Linked DNA regions of Homo sapiens: region 1 is linked to region 2. A link is an interaction called in ENCODE POLR2A ChIA-PET data of the cell type or tissue named here. Cell type or tissue: OCI-LY7. All regions are shown on one strand. Links, peaks and the distances in the headings refer to the core of each region. The heading gives the core; the rest is flanking DNA.

What was found. Peaks named below come from ENCODE experiments on the same cell type or tissue, not always from the same donor. Only the 100,000 strongest peaks of a DNase experiment are listed, where the experiment ranks them.
Region 1: POLR2A ChIA-PET joins it to region 2 with 16 read pairs; 5 of 35 experiments call an interaction of 5 or more read pairs at or near these places.

Annotation. Positions count from the first base shown.
Region 1 is chr12:110,195,110-110,203,447 of GRCh38, reverse strand. The region is part of intron 14 of IFT81 (intraflagellar transport 81); the gene reads right to left. Among named protein-coding and RNA genes, the nearest start is that of IFT81, 75 kb to the right of the region's middle. In OCI-LY7, for the core only: no CTCF peak of the experiment used is centred there; a DNase peak (open chromatin) is centred at 3,627; H3K4me3 peaks cover 781 bases.
Region 2 is chr12:110,260,943-110,269,280 of GRCh38, reverse strand. No RefSeq gene overlaps it. Among named protein-coding and RNA genes, the nearest start is that of ATP2A2, 16 kb to the left of the region's middle. RefSeq lists an enhancer at 1-181. In OCI-LY7, for the core only: no CTCF peak of the experiment used is centred there; no DNase peak of the experiment used is centred there.

The DNA.
Region 1 (8,338 bases), core at 189-8,188, 66 kb after region 2:
AGCTAATCACGAAGGATTAGTAAGAACAGTTAGGTGGAAGATGAACAAGGGGAAGACAGTATTTAAAAAAAAGGAACACTATGTATAAAGGATTGAAAGCTACAGAGAACAAGAATAATTAAGAAACTTATAAGTAGTTTACTATGCTGGTTTATTTATTTCTTTTGTTTGTTTGTTTGTTTGAGACGGAGTCTCACTCTACTGCCTAGGCTGGAGTGCAATGGTGCGATCTTGGCTCACTACAACCTCCGCCTCCTGGGTTCATGCGATTCTCCTGCCTCAGACTCCAAAGCAGCTGGGATTACAGGCATGTGCCACCATGCCTGGCTAATTTTTATATTTTTAGTAGAGATGGGGTTTCACTATGTTGGTCAGGCTGGTCTTGAACTCCTGATCTCAGGTGATCCACCTACCTCGGCCTCCCAAAGTGCTGGGATTACAAGCGTGAGCCACCGCACCCAGCCTATGCTGGTTTATTTCTGGGAAATGGTGAGGGGAGGCTGAAGACCTAGGCAGGGGCTTAATTAGAAGAACTTCGTAAAACATTCTAGGGTGTTTGAAATGTACCACTGACAATAACTAAATCTCAAAACGGCACCTCAAAAGAGATATTAATACCACCATATAATGCTTGCAGAAAGTTCAGGGAGAACAAGTACCTTGCCAAAGATTATACTGCTAAGAAAAGGTGGAGTCTGCTGGGCATGGTGGCTCACGCCTGTAATTGAAGCACTTTGGGAGGCCAGGTGGGCGGATCATGAGGTCAAGAGATTGAGACCATCCTGGCCAACATGGTAAAACCCCATCTCTACTAAAAATACAAAAAAATTAGCTGGGCATGGTGGCACGTGCCTGTAGTTCCAGCTACTCAGGAGGCTGAGGCAGGAGAATCACTTGAACCTGGGAGGTGGAGGTTGCAGTGAGCCGAGATCACACCACTGCACTCCAGCCTGGCGACAGAGTGAGACTCCATCTCAAAAAAAAAAAAAAGGTGGAATCACAATTTGAATTCAGGTTAAGCAGTTTCTTTATTGCAAGGGGGCAGGGAGGAAATTTAAATTTTGTTTTCTTTAAGTTGTTTCAAAGTTTCTTCTAATGTAGTATTTTGAATGGGATAATTTGAAAATCTCCTGCTACAAACACCTAGAAATGCTAAAAGTACAGTCATGCATGGGATGATGTTTCAGTCACAACGGACCACATATATGATGGCAGTCCCATATGATTATAATGGAGCTGAAAAAATCCTTTCACCTTAGTGATATCATAGGCATCATAATGCCATAGTGCAACAAATTACTCATGTGTTTGTGGTGATGCTGGTGTAAACCAATCTACTGTCAGTTGTATAGAAGTATAGCAATACAATTATGTACTGTATATAATACTTGATGATAATAAACTACTATGTTACTGGTTTATGTATTTACTATGCTATATTTTTTATTGTTATTTTAGAGTGTACTGCTTTTACTTATAAAAAATAAACTGTGAAACAGCCTCAGGCAAGTCCTTCAGGAGGCATCCAGAAGAAGGCATTGTTACAGGAGATGACATCTTCATGTGTGTTATTGCTCTTGAAGACCTTTCAGTGGGACAAGATGTTTCAAGGTGGAAGACAGTGATATTGATTACCCTGACGCTGTGTAGGCCTAGGTGTGTGTCTTAGTTTTTAACAAAAAAGTTTAAAAAGTGAAAAAAGCCTGGGTGTGGTGGCACAATCTTGTAATTCCAGCACTGTGGGAGGCCAAGGCGGGTGGATCGCTTGAGCCCAGGAGTTTGAGACAAGCACAGGCAACATAACAAGACCCCACCTCTACAAAATAAATAAATAAATAAATAAATAAAAATTAGCCAGACTTGGTGGTATGTGCCTGTGGTCCCAGCTACTCCTTAGGCTGAAGTGAGAGAGCTGCTTGAGGCCGGGAGGTTGAGGCTGCAGTGAGCCATGATGGTGCCACTGCACTCAGCCTGGGCGACAAGAGCAAGACCCTGTCTCAAAAAAAAACAAAAAACAAAAATTTTTCACCTTTTTTTTTTTTTTTGGAGACAGAGCTTTCTCTTGTCGCCCAGGCTGAAATGCAATGGTACGATCTTGGCTCACTACAACCTCTGCCTCCCGGGTTCAAGCGATTCTCCTGCCTCAGCTTCCCAAGTAGCTGGGACTACAGACATGTGCCACCATGACCAGATAATTTCGTATTTTTAGTAGAGACAAGGTTTCACCATGTTGGCCAGGATGGTCTTGAACTCCTGACTTCAGGTGATCTGCTCGCCTTGGCCTCCCAAAGTGCTGGGATTACAGGCATGAGTCATTGCACCTGGCCAAAAAAATTTTTTTAAATAGAAAAAAGCATATAAAAGAAGGATATAAAGAAATAAAATATTTTCATACCACTATACAATGTGCTTGTGTTTTAAGCTGTTATTACAAAAAAGTCAATTTTTTTTTTAATTAGAAGTTTATAAAGTAAGAAAAGTTTTTTTTAATTTTTTTCAAGACAGAGTCTTGCTCTGTCGCCCAGGCTGGAGTGCAGTGGCGGGATCTCGGCTCACCGCAACCTCCGCCTCCCGGGTTCAAGCAATTCTCCTGCCTCAACCTCCCAAGTAGCTGGGATTACAGCCATGTGCCACCACACCCAGCTAATTTTTTTGTGTTTTTAGTAGAAATGGGGTTTCACTATGTTGTCCAGGCTGGTCTGGAACTCCTGACCTCGTCATCCGCCTGCCTCAGCCTCCCAAAGTGTTGGGATTACAAGCGTGAGCCACCGTGCCCGGCCAAGAAAGCTACGGTAAGCTAAGGTTACTTTATTTTTTTAAAAAAATATTTTACATAAATTTAGAGTAGCCTAAGTGTACACTGTTTCCAAAGTCTATCATAGTGTACAGTAATGTCCTAGACCTTCACATTCACTTACCACTCACTCATTGACTCAACCGGAGAAACTTCCAGTCCTGCAAGCTCCATTCATGGTAAGTTCCCTATAAAGCATACCATTTTAAATCTTTTATACCATAATTTTACTGTACCTTTTCTATGTTTAGATGGGTGTAGATACACAAATACTTACCATTGTGTAACAACTGCCTACAGTATTCAGTATAGTCACATGCTGTACAGGTTTGTAGCCTAGGAGCAATATATCTACCATATAGCCTAGATATGAATAGGCTATACCATCTAGGTTTGTGTAAGTACACTCTATGGTGTTTGCACAATGATGAAATCACTCAATTATGCATTTCTTAGAACGTATCCTCATAATTAAGTGATGCATGCCTGCATCTACAAATGCTTGGTAAGACAGAGCAACATCCTTTCAGATCCCAAGCTGAACTGAACTCTCAAAGAAATAAAAGAAATTAACAGGACCAAAAAGAAAGGGTAACATTATGGCTACCCTTGGTGAAAGGAATTGGGAATGGTCAGTCTTGGTAACACAGTGATTTTAATGTTCAGGCAGAGCAGATGCAAAGCCTTGGGTCTATGCAGAGTGGGAAGTTAGAACTGAGGACCCCATAGTAAACCTTAAGTTGTTTTCAACTTGTGAACCTGTGAGTAAAGGGTTAACACCATCCCGAGAATGACCTTGGTTTCATGACCGTGGTTTCCTGCTGCACGGTTTCCTTAGAAACAGGATAGTTAGCACAGATGAGTAATGTGTATGCTGCCTTTGTTGTGTGGGACTGCATCTGGGCTGGGGTCACTAGTACAGAATAAAAGATTGTTGGAAGAAAGGGGATGTAGCTTCTATGTATCAAAGTGACCTTACAGACACCCAAGGCTCTCAAAGGTGAAAGTCACATCCAAAGTGGGAAAAGGGGCTGCAGAGCCTACGTACTTAGGTAGCTGCTGGTCTCTTGAGATGAAGGTGCTATAGTTGATAAAATCCTTTTTTTGGTCGCAAATCTTATGGTCAAACGGATCACTATGCAGCTGTGACAGTGATCATAGCTGTCCTCAGGCAGCTTTGGAGTTTGAATTTACCCTATCTACATGGTCTAGGAACTTCCAAGCTGAGAAATTAACTCAATATTAGCTCCAAGTTTGTGATATTTCTAAAACAGAAAAACTGAAAAACCACTGTAGAGGTGTACACCTTCCATCCTGGCTGCCAGGATTCAAGAGACAAAGCTCTGTTAATGAAAGCTCACAGTCCCAAAGTATAAAACATGTAAGGGAAAAATCAATTCATTAGGAGTGAGAATCAGAAGATATAAATAACAGGACCATACCTAAAGGAACTTTGGATACTAGAAATAAGCCAACTAAATAAGTATATTTAAAATAATAAAAACTATAAAGGAGGAACTGAAAACAAAAGATTACAAAAAGTGAGGCCAGGTGCGGTGGCTCATGCCTATAATCCCAGCACTTCGGGAGGCGGAGGTGGCCGGATCACTTGAGGTCAGGAGTTTGAGACCATCCTGGCCAACATGGTGAAAACCTGTCCCTACAAAAAATACAAAAATTAGCCAGGCGTGGTGCGCATGCCTGTAGTCCCAGCTACTCAAGAAGCTGAGGCAGAAGAATGGCTTGAACCCGGGACACGGAGGTTGCAGTGAGCTGAGACTGCAACACTGCACTCCAGCCTGGGCGAAGAGCAAGACTCTGTCTCAAGAAAAAAAAAAAAAGAAAGAAAGAAAGAAAAAGTGAGAAAAAATAAAAATGAAAAAGACAGTCATTGAAATTAAAAATTAAGTGGATGAAATAAACAATATTAGACACCTCTGAGGAAATAAAAGAATGAACTAAAACACAGAGCTGAAGAAATTATCTAGAATTCAACACAGAGAGACAAAAATATGAAAGTGAGATGAAGTAACAGGGAACAGAATAAATACCTCTAACATATCTCTAGTATGAGTAGCTGGAAAACAGACCGCAAAAAATGGGAGAGAAAATATCTGAAAGTATTATGTAGACTTTTTCCAGAATTCATGGAAGACACAAAACACAAATTCAGAAAAGTAAATAAAACTAAATATACACTCAAAACATGGTACTGAAATCTGGACAACACCAAAGAAAAAGATAAAAATATGAAAACCAGTTATAGGGAAGATATTACCTAAAAATAAATGATAAACTGATAGCCGACCCTTCAACAAAATAAAAGAAAGCATGAAAATTTTTTTTTTCTGACCAAGCCATTATTTAAAAGAAGAAAAAAAAAAGATGGCTTACTTATTGTAATGATTCTTTACTGCGAACACTAAACACACACATACGCGCACACTCACAAAACAAGGAAATTGTATTTCAGGAAAAAGAAAACTGAATCCAGAAATAAGGAGTAAAATACAAGCAGTGATGGTGAAAACTGCTAAATATATAGGTAAATCTAAACAGGAAATGATTATATAAAGTTGTAATTATAATACTAACAACCACCATAACAACTACTTTTAGAGATGTACAAATAAAGAAATAAGGGCTGGGCACGGTGGCTCATGCCTGTAATCCCAGTACTTTGGGAGGCTGAGGCGGGCGGATCACCTAAGGTCAGGAGTTCGAGACCAGCCTGACCAACATGGAGAAACCCCATCTCTACTAAAAATACAAAATTAGCCGGGTGTGGTGGTGCATGCCTGTAATCTCAGGTACTCGGGAGGCTGAGGCAGGAGAATTGCTTGAACCCAGGAGGCGGAAGTTGCGGTGAGCCAAGGTTGCGCCATTGCACTCCAGCCTGGGCAACAAGAGTGAAACTCCATCTCAATAAATAAATAAACAAAACAAACAAATAAATAAAAAAAATGCCGGAGGATAACAACGCACATGTAAGGTAGAAGAGGGTGTCAAATTATTCTAAGGTTCCTGTATTGTGGAGATGTTAACAACTTTAGACTTTGTTAAGTGAGGTATATATATATATATATATATATATATATGATAAAAACCTAAGAATAAATAATATCAGAATAGAAGATAAAAAAACAGAAAAAAGGGAAAAAAGAGAAAAGAAAACAGGATTGGTACAATGGATGGTTAAAAAAAAAAAGCAAAGAGAAAACACAGTAAATAACAGGATGTACAAAATAGAAAAAAATTCAAATGCTTCAAAAATTAGAGTAAACATAAATGAGATTAAACTTACCACTTAAAAGACAGATTCTCAAACTGGATGTAAGAAACTACACCCACACAAAATACATCTATCTATCTATCTATCTATCTATCTATCTATCTATCTATCTACCTACCTACCTATCTACTTATCTACCCACTCACCTATCTATCTATCTACCTAGAGTGCAGGTCTTACTCTTTCACCCAGGCTGGATGCAGTGGTGCTATCAGGTCTCACTGCAACCTCGAACTCCTGGGCTCCAGCTATCCTTCTGCCTCAGCCTCCCAATAGCTAAGACTATAGATGTGTGCTCCCATGCTCAGCTAATTTTTTTACTTTTTGTAGAGATGGAGTCTTGCTATGTTGCCGAGGCTGGTATTGAAATCCTGGGCTCAAGAGTCTCCTAACTCAGCCTCCCAAAGTGCTAGGATTACAGTCATGAGCAACTGCTGCCTGGCCCTACATGCTATTTATGAGACATACATAAGACAAAAATAAGGACATAGGAAGCTGAAAGCAAACAGAAATAAGAAGCAATACTAATCATAAGAAAGCTGGCATATATGCTTTAATAGTAGACAAAATAATACTCTAAGGCAAAAACCATTACGTACCATAATAAGGAATAAAGTTTAAAAATAAAGACAGAACATAAAATTCAACGGGAAGTTTTTTTCCTTCTTTCTTTTTTTAAAGACAAGGTTTCACTGTGTTGTGCAGGCTGGTCTTGAACTCCTAGGCTCAAGTCATCCTCTTGCCTTGGCCCCCTGAGTAGCTAGGACTATAAGCATGTGCTATTACCCTGGGCTGGTTTTTGTTTTTTAACCAGGAAGATTTTGTTTGTTTTCTCTTTTTTTGAGACGGAGTCTCGCTCTGTCACCCAGGATGGAGCACAGTGGCATAATCTCAGCTCACTGCAACCTCCGCCTCCCAGGTTCAAGCGATTCTGCCACCTCAGCCTCCCGAGTAGCTGGGACTACAGGTGTGTGCCACCATAGCTGGCTAATTTTTGTATTTTTTGGTAGAGACAGAGTTTCGCCATGTTGGCCAGGCTAGTCTCGAACTCCTGACCTCAAGTGATCCACCCGCCTTCGCCTCCCAAAGTGCTAGGATTACAGGCATGAACCACCACACCTGGTCTGTCTTGGTTTTTTGCTGTAATAAAATACACATAACAAAATTTGCCATTTTAACCATTTTTTAAGTGTGCAATTCAGTTGGCATTAAGCACATTCATAATGTTGGGCAACCATTACCACCATCCATCTACATAACTCTTTTCATCTGAAAAAGTTTCCGTGAAACATTTTACCCATTCACTAGGAAGTTTAGAACACCGCTTTTATAAGCCTGATCTGATGAACACAGGGAGAACCCTGTACTCAACAACTGGAAAATAGACATTCTTTTCAAGATCGAGTTACCAAAAAAATTAAGTTGGCCTCAGATCTCTCCATAGCTACATTTAACCCTAGAAGATTGTCGAGCTACACTTAAAAAAAATCCTCAAGGAAAGAAAGCATGATCTAATAGTCAAACGGCTGTTGAAATGTTTAGGCAATAAACTAGAACATGCAAGAACTCATCAGGGAATATTGTTCTTATGAGTCTTTTTGGAGGACTCAACTAGAGGACAAGTTCCAGGCAATCAAAAGAGAAGTGAGACAAAGGGCAGTCAGTGAATTGGTAATGAGCGCTGGATCTAATAATTACAGGTCTAGAGCTGAAAACCAAAGCGAGAAGTAGGGTAACAGAGGAGAATGTAAATGTTATATGCAGTGACAAGATAGAAATGATACAACAAAGCCTTCAGGAAGAAGAAAGGGAAAAGAAGGTGGAAGGCAGAGTAAGTAAGCTGGTTTCCTCATTTTTTTAATTGCTAGAGGTGGGTGGGGGAATGTCAAAGAATATCATTTAAAGCTAACAAGTCATACTATAAGTGTATTCAAGGTATAACGGCAAACACTAAGACAATACGATCTACTAAAATCAGGTGCTAGAGGAGAGGGAAGGAAGGGAGGAGGAACAAGAAATATATCAATTTCATGACTTCTCACAGTGGGGATTAATAGATGCCATCTAAAGAAATAAATAATGAATAGTAGAGTTAAAAGGCTAAAACTAAACCATAAGCCAGAACACACACACATGAGGGAGAGAAGTCAGGGGATGAGTGAGGAGGGGAAAAAGGAGGAGAAGGAGATTTTTTATAGGCTTTAAAATTGAAAGCCAAACATAAAGTAATACCACCCAAACCAAATGTATCT
Region 2 (8,338 bases), core at 220-8,219:
GATCACCTGAGGTAAAGTGCAGTTTGAGACCAGCCTGGTCAACATGGTGAAATCCATGTCTACTGAAAATACAAAAATTAACTGGGCATGGTGGCATGCGCCTGTAATCCCAGCTACTTGGGAGGCTGAGGCAGGAGAATCCCTTAAACTCGGGAGGCGGAGGTTGCAGTGAGCAGAGATCATGCCACTGCACTCCAGGCTGGGTGACAGAGACTCTGCCTCAAAAAAAAAAAAAAGGAAGGAAGGAGGCCGGGTGTGGTGGCTCACACCTGTAATCCCAGCACTTTGGGAGGCTGAGGTGGGCGGATCACTTGAGATCAGGACTTTGAGATGAGAGTGGCCAACATGGTGAAACCCTCTCTCTACTAAAAATACAAAAATTAGCTGGGTGTGGTGGCGCTCACCTGTAGTCCCAGTTTCTTGGGGGGCTGAGGCAGGAGAATTGCTTGAGCCCGGGAGGTGGAGGTGGCAATAAGCTGAGATTGCTCCACTGCACTCCAACCTGGGTGACACAACGAGACTCGGTCTCAAAAAATAAAAATAAATAAATAAATAAATCAAAAGAAGGAAGGGACAAAAAGGAAGACACCATTTAATAGACATGCATTTGCCATGCATGCAATGTGCTGGGACCTTTTCACATGTTGTCTTAGTGCATCCTTAGGACAAGCCTGTCTGGTACGTATCATTATCATTCCTATTTTTCCAGGTACTGAAAGTTGATTCTCAGAGAGGTTAAGTCACACAAATTAGAAATCACTATTCAATAAACATCTTTGGGAATAGAAGATTATTTGTAGGGAGAAGAATTAGCTTGGATCTATTTCTAACACCATGAAATGCAATCCGGCTGGGCGCTGTGGCTCATGCCTGTAATCCCAGAACTTTGGGAGGCTGAGGTGGGTGGATCACCTGAGGTCAGGAATTTGAGACCAGCCTGGCCAACATAGTGAAGCCCCGTCTCTACTAAAAATACAAAAAACTAGCCAGGCAGGCATGGTGGCAGGTGCCTGTAGAGGCAGGAGAATCGCTTGAACCCGGGAGGCAGAGGTTGCAGTGAGCTGAGATCGCACCACTGCTTGGGCAGCAAGAGTGAAACTCTGTCTCAAAAAAGAAAAGAAAAGAAATGCAATACATTTCATATTGGAAAGAGTGTTAAACATTTTTTTAAAAGTCTGTAAAACAATGAAAAGAAGCAACAAAACTATATAGGTGTGGAGGTCAAAGTGGGTGGATCACTTGAGGTCAGGAGTTTGAGACCAGCCTGGCCAACATGGCGAAACCCTGTCTCTACTAAAAATACAAAAATTAGCGGGGCTTGGTGGCACATGCCCATAATCCCAGCTACTTGGGAGGCTGAGGCAGGAGAATCATTTGAACCCGGGAGGTGGAGGTTGCAGTGAGCCGAGATCACGGCACTACACTCCAGCCTGGGTGACAGAGCAAGACTCCATTTCAAAAAAAAAAAAAAGTAGATAGGTGAGGAGGGGAGAGAAAACTTCTAAGTACTTCAGGTATAGAAACACTTTAAATTTGCATAATAAAATGTTATAAAACAAATGGAGGGAATGTATGCATGGGGTTTTAGAAAGAAACTAGACGACTCCTGGAAAACCTTTTAATGCTAGGAATCTGTGATTCTCTGACTGCGCAGAAGCACTCAGAGACCCACAAAGATTTTTATTATAGCAAATATCTCCTCAACTGGTTCTTGGACCAGTTTAATTTCCTGATCCCAGATCTGTCCCTACTCCCCGCTGTGGCAAGGGGAGAGAGGATCATTCTGAGTCACGAAATGCAGCCCTGTCCAGGGTGGGGAAGGGACAGCTGCTTAATTTGCAGCACATGTTGCTGAGAAAAGTGGTAAAGCAGAGTTCCCCTTCCACTGAAAGCTGCACAAGGAGGCTTCCGCCAGCTGAATGCAGTGACCTGAGCTGGAATTCTGCCAGGACAGTGGGATTAACTTCCCAAGTGCTGGCCAAAAAGGGCCCCGGGATTTTTATTTTTATTCATTTTCCATTACAACTGCACAGCAACGCAAACAAGCCCCACAACAATGTGAGCCACCAAGAGTCATTTTCCTTTGCTGGGTGCCATGTCAATACCACACATCTTGCTGACCTCATTTTACCGAAGTTTTAAGATGGGGAGCTTGATTACTTACTTCCCTGCTGACGATAATGGGAGAAAGGCATTGTGATTGCCCAATTAAAGCTGTATGCTTTAAAGGCGAAATAAAGCAACACATGCACACGGAGTCCACTGTACCCAGGGATAATAATTTAATGGGAAGTCAGTGGAAATCCAAGAAAATATAGGTCTAGCTCCCCAAGTCCCCTAAGATCAGGGGCCCAGAGGCACAGGGATTGGAGGAGATCTGACCACAGGCAATTAAATGTCAATTAAAAAGGGGGTCCAGTGGGGAGGGAAGGTAAAGGGCTTAGTGCATTAGAACCAGGCTCCAGGCTAATGAGACTCCTCAGAGAGGGCTTTGCACATGTTAGACAGGGGGTGTGTTTTAACTTGTGATTTGCCCTGTTTTTCCAGTCACATGATTCAATATTATCACAGTCTTCAAAACATCACCTTTTGGAAAACGTGGAGAGACAAATTCAGAGAATTGCAGGCACCAGGTAATACTGTATGCTCTTAGGCAAGCTACTTAATCTGTGTCCCTATTTCCTCAATTATAAAGAGTGGATAATTGAATCTACCTCATGTAGTTTTCGTGTGAGTTACATGAGAGACTGTGCATGTGATGTGCCTTGCACGTGGCTGGCAGCACTAGTAGAGAGACATTGCAGGCACCTTCATCTTAGGCTGATCTTAAGGCCCAGCCCTCCTAAAACGTAAACCATTTGATTTAATCTTGTAACAACAAACATATCCATTAACGTTATGGAAGATACAGAGACATTATTGAAGGTATAGAGGCTTCAAATTCCCGCCACCCCCGTTTTTAAAACTAAGACACATTTCAGGCACAGAAAAAAGTACAATAATAATATAATAAACACTCATCTATGCACCATTTAGAAATAAAACATTATTGTTAGAACTGAAGTTCCTTGTATGTTCCTTGAAACTCATTCTCGACCTTTCTTTCCCAGTGGTAACCTCTATCCTGAACTTGGGGTTTATCATTCTCATGCATATTCTTGTATTTTTACTATAGATAAGTATATCCACAAACAACAATGGGCTAGGCGTGGTGACTCACACCTGTAATCCCAGCACTTTGGGAGGCCGAGGTGGGTGGATCACACGAGGTCAGCAGTTCGAGACCAGCCTGGCCAACATGGTGAGACCCCATCTCTACCAAAAAAAATCAAAAATTAGCTAAGTGTGGTGGCGCTTGCATGTAATCTCAGCTAGTCGGAAGACTGAGGCAGAATTGCTTGAATCTGGGAGGTGGAGGTTGCAGTGAGCCGAGATAGTGCCACTGCACTCCAGCCTGGGCGACAGAGCGAGAGTCTGTCTCAAAACAAACAAAAACAAAACAAAACAATGCAAACTGTATTATCTGGTATTTTTCATAGTTTACACAAAACTTACAAATTTTGTACATATCCGGCATTTTGTTTTGTTTTACTCACTATTATGTTTTTTAAAATTTTTATTTATTTATTTATTTATTTATTTATTTATTTATTTATCTTTTTGAGACAGAGTCTTCTCTATCACCCATGAGCAATCTCTGTTCACTGCAACCTCTGCCCCTCAGGCTCAAGCAATCGCCTCAGCCTCCCGAGTAGCTGGGATTACAGGCATGCCCCACCACATCCGGCTAATTTTTGCATTTTTTTGTAGAGATGGGGCTTCTCCATGTTGCTCAGGCTGGTCTCGAACTCCTGAGCTCAAGTGATCTGCCTTCTTCGACCTCCCAGATTACTGGGATTACAGGCGTGAGCCACTGCGCCTGGCCTGGGGTTTTTTTTTTTTTTGTAGGTTTATTCATATAAAGCTAAAAATACAAGTGTAGATACATGTAACTCTAGTGACTTCCATTTTCTTGCTTTATAGTTACATATATATTTAAAATAAACAAGTAAAAGGACAGAGAAAAAGCTGAAATTCTCATTGTTTCCTTCCCTCTGCAGTCTGTCTTTTAACTAGTTTACAATGTTTCCCAGAGAAAATCAAAGATGAAATTTCACTTTATCTTTCTTCTCCAAAAGACTCAGCTTTGTTTTTTTTCCCCGTTTCCAAAATGGATAAAGCTTCTTTTATGGCTGTTAAATTTTATGCTACAGGTACCTGTAAATTGCCTGTCTGCTCTGCACTGTGGAGAATTTATCTTTACATGATAATCAGGTCCCAGGCTCTCTTTCCTACCATGAAGGCTGTTCCCATGTTGAAGACAGTGAAGGCTGGCATTGCCATGGGGTCTGGCACTGCAGGGATACTGGCTGATGACCATTTCTCAATTGTCAGTTTTTTTGGTTTTGTTTTGAAACAGGGTCTTGCTCTGTCACCCAGTCTGGAGTGCAGTGGCGTGATCATGGCTCACTGCAGCCTCGAACTCCGGGGCTCAAGCAATTGTTTCACCTCAGCCTCCTGAGTAGCTGGGACCACAGATGCACAGCACCATGCCCAGCTAAATTTTTAAAATATTTTGTAGAATGGCAGCGTTGTGGGGAGGGGGTCTCTCTATATTGCCCAGGCTGGTCTTGAACTCTTGCGCTCAAGTGATCCTCCCATCTTGGCCTCTCAAGGTGCTGGAATTACAGATTTGAGTCATCATGCCTGGCCTCAACTGCCAGACTTTTTTTTTTTTTTTGAGATGGAGTCTCACTGTGTCACCCAGGCTGGAGTGCAGTGGCGCGATCTCGGCTCACTGAAACCTCCACCTCCCGCGTTCAAGCGAGTCTCCTGCCTCAGCCTCCCAAGTAGCTGGGATTACAGGCGTGCAACACCACACCTGGCTAATTTTTGTGTTTTTAGTAGGGACGAGGTTTCATGTTGGCCAGGCTGGTCTTGAACTCCTGACCTCAGGTGATCTGCCCGCCTCGCCTTCCCAAAGCACTGAGATTACAGGCATGAGCCACAGCACCTGGCCAATTGTCAGACTTTTGATAGAGCTTTAATATTAAAAGAGAATTGAGTAAAACCTGCAGGTCAGCAGAAATTTTTCACTCAGCCACTCCTCTTCCCGAAACCCCATTTGGAGTATTTCTGTTACCTTAAAGATAGAATGGTATGAATGCCCAGACATTCATACTACCTTTCCTTTTTTTTTTTTTTTGAGACCGAGTCTCACTCTGACGCCCAGGATGGAGTGCCGTGGTGCAATCTCAGCTCACTGCAACCTCCGCCTCCCAGGTTCAAGCAATTCTCCTGCCTCAGCCTCCCAAGTAGCTGGGATTACAGGCACCGCCACCAAGCCCACCTAATTTTTGTATTTTTAGTAGAGACGGGGTTTCACCATGTTGGCCAGGCTGGTCTCGAACTCCTGACCTCAAGTGATCTGCCCGCCTCGGCCTCCCAAAGTGCTGGGATTACAGGCGTGAGCCACTGCAGCCGGTCAATTGTCAGACTTTTGATAGAGCTTTAATATTAAAAGAGAATTTAGTAAAACCTGCAGGTCAGCAGAAATTTTTCACTCAGCCACCCCTCTCCCAGATTCCCCATTTAAAATATTTCTGTTATCTTAAAGATAGAATGATGTGAGTGCCCAGACATCTACATATCACCTTTCCTTTTGGTTTTTGCTCTGAGCTACCTCAATCATTCTAAAGCTTTAAGTTTGCTTGGGAATTACTGTATAGGGCTGCGGTTCACACTAGATCATGTATGTTGTATTTTGTTGGCAATTTAAGGTACTTTCAAAGGTTGTTTGACTACAGTTAATTTTCACCTTACTCATATATGATGTAATTCCTTTGGAATAAGTTTTCAGTAAATACTAGTTACTAATTTTGTCATTATTATTGGAGAGTTGAAGTGCATAACTGATTTGCAAAAGTTCTGAAGAACAAAATCCGTTTGGGGTATCATGGAAAATGGCCAATATGTGTGAAGATGGTGCTTCGAGATTTTCAGATAATCTGTTCCAGGTGGACCAGGTGGACTGGTGAGGTTTGGCAGGGGAGCCTGCCGAGCCACGCATGTGGGGTACACCTGCACAACAAACAGGGTTCCACCCCAAGATTCATTACCGAGCCAGCCCTTGGCACATGTGTAATTCGATTCACCTCCTTTTTTCTTTTGTGGTCAAAAACGTAGCATAAAATTTACTATCTTAACCATGTTTAAGTGTACAGTAGTACAGTAGTGTTAACTATACGCACCTTGCGCAACTGATCTCTGGAACTTTTCCATCTTGCAAAATTGAAACTGTATATCCATTGAACAACTCCCCATTGCCCCCTCCCTTGGTTCCCTGGCAACCACCATACTACTTTGTTTCTAAGAGTCTGACTACTTTACATACCTTACATAAGTGGAATCATGCAGTATCTGTATTTGTTCTTTTGTGATTATCTTACTTCACTTAGCCAAATGTCCTTAAGGTTTATCCATGTTTTAGCAGATGACAGGATTTCTTTCTTTTAGGATGAATAGTAATTTTTTTTTTTTGAGACCGAGTCTCAGTCTGTCGCTCAGGCTGGAGTGCAGTGGTGCAATTATAGCTCACTGCTGCCTTGACCTCCTAGGCTCAAGCGATCTTATCGAAGCCTCTCACCTCCTGGGCTCAAGCGATCTTCTTATCGAAGCCTCTCAAGTAGCTGGGACTAAAGGCATGCGCCATCATGCCCAGCTAATTTTTAAAAATTTTGTGTAGAGACAGGGTCTCACTATGTTACCCAGGCAGGTCTTGAATTCCTGGGCTCAAGCGATCCTCCTGCCTCGGCTTCCCAAAGTGCTGGGATTACAGATGTGAGCCACCTGTGCTTGGCCATTATTTTTCACTTCCTAAAATTGGGAAGCATTGCTACTTGTTATTTTCCTCCTCTTTCTTCCAAGGAGGGAGATGTAACTGTCAGAAGGAGTCTATCGACCTCATTCTGTCATTCTGTTCTTGAGGCCACTGAAGGGCATAAAACCGGCTCTTAGAGGCCCAAGTGCATGGAATCTAAACCTTTGGTGGAAACTTCTCAGTGCTCCTGCTCCTCAGGGTTACCTGCTCTAAGCATTTAATATCACTGAGCTTTAAAAGGGAAAGGCCCCAAGTCATGCAGGATTCAATTTCCAAGTCACAGAAGGATGAGTGCTTGCTCAGATCTTCCCTCTATGCCCCATGAAAGACCAGAAAGTTTCAGTCTTTTCTTTTTTCTTCTTTTTTGAGACAGGGCCTTGCTCTGTCACCTCAGGCTGGAGTGCTGTGGTACGATCTCGCTCATTGCAACCTCCACCTCCCAGGCTCAAGAGATACTCCCACCTCAGCCTCCCAAGTAAACAAAAAATATGAGAACCTAGCCAGGTGTGGTAGTGGACACCTGTGGTCCCAGCTACTCAGAAGGTTGAGGTGAGAGGATGGCTTGAGCCCAGGAGGTCAAGGCTGCAGTGAGCCGTGCACTCTAGCCTGGGCGACAGAGTGACACCCTGTCTCAAAAAAAGAAATAAAGAAACATGGTCAGGCTGGAACCTGTATCAATTATATCAATTAACTAACCTATCTTGAATTAGCCTTGGAAAAATGAGGTGTCATCCCTAAAGGGGGTTCATGATGAACCTAATTTTCCTCTCTGGAGCCTAAGGCTCTACCAAAAAGACACCCAGTTGGATAATTTGGGAATAGGGAAAGATAATAGCATCTGACTCCACAGGAAGGTAATGACAAATTTATTGGGTCTTTTTTTGTCCTTAATTTTCCCCCATTTTGGTTTATCGTGTACACAGCCTGCCAATTTTTTTTTTTTTTTTTTTGAGACGGAGTTTCGCTCTTGTTGCCCAGGCTGGAGTGCATTGGCGCTATCTCCGGCTCACCGCAACCTCCGCCTCCTGGGTTCAAGCAATTCTCCTGCCTCAGCCTCCCGAGCAGCTGGGATTACAGACATGTGCCACCACACCTGGCTAATTTTGTATTTTTAGTAGAGACAGGGTTTCTCCATGTTGGTCAGGGTGGTCTCGAACTCCCAACCTCAGGTGATCTGCCCACCTCGGCCTCCCATTGCACCTGGCTTTTTTTTTTTTTTTTTTTTTTTTTTTTGAGACTGTGTCTCACTCTGTCGTCCAGGCTGGAGTGCAGTGGCGCGATCTCGGCTCACTGCAAGCTCCACCTCCTGGGTTCACACCATTCTCCTGCCTCAGCCTCTCAAGTCGCTGGGACTACAGGCGCCCGCCACCGCACCCGGCTAATTTTTTTTTGTATTTTTAGTAGAGACGGGGTTTCACT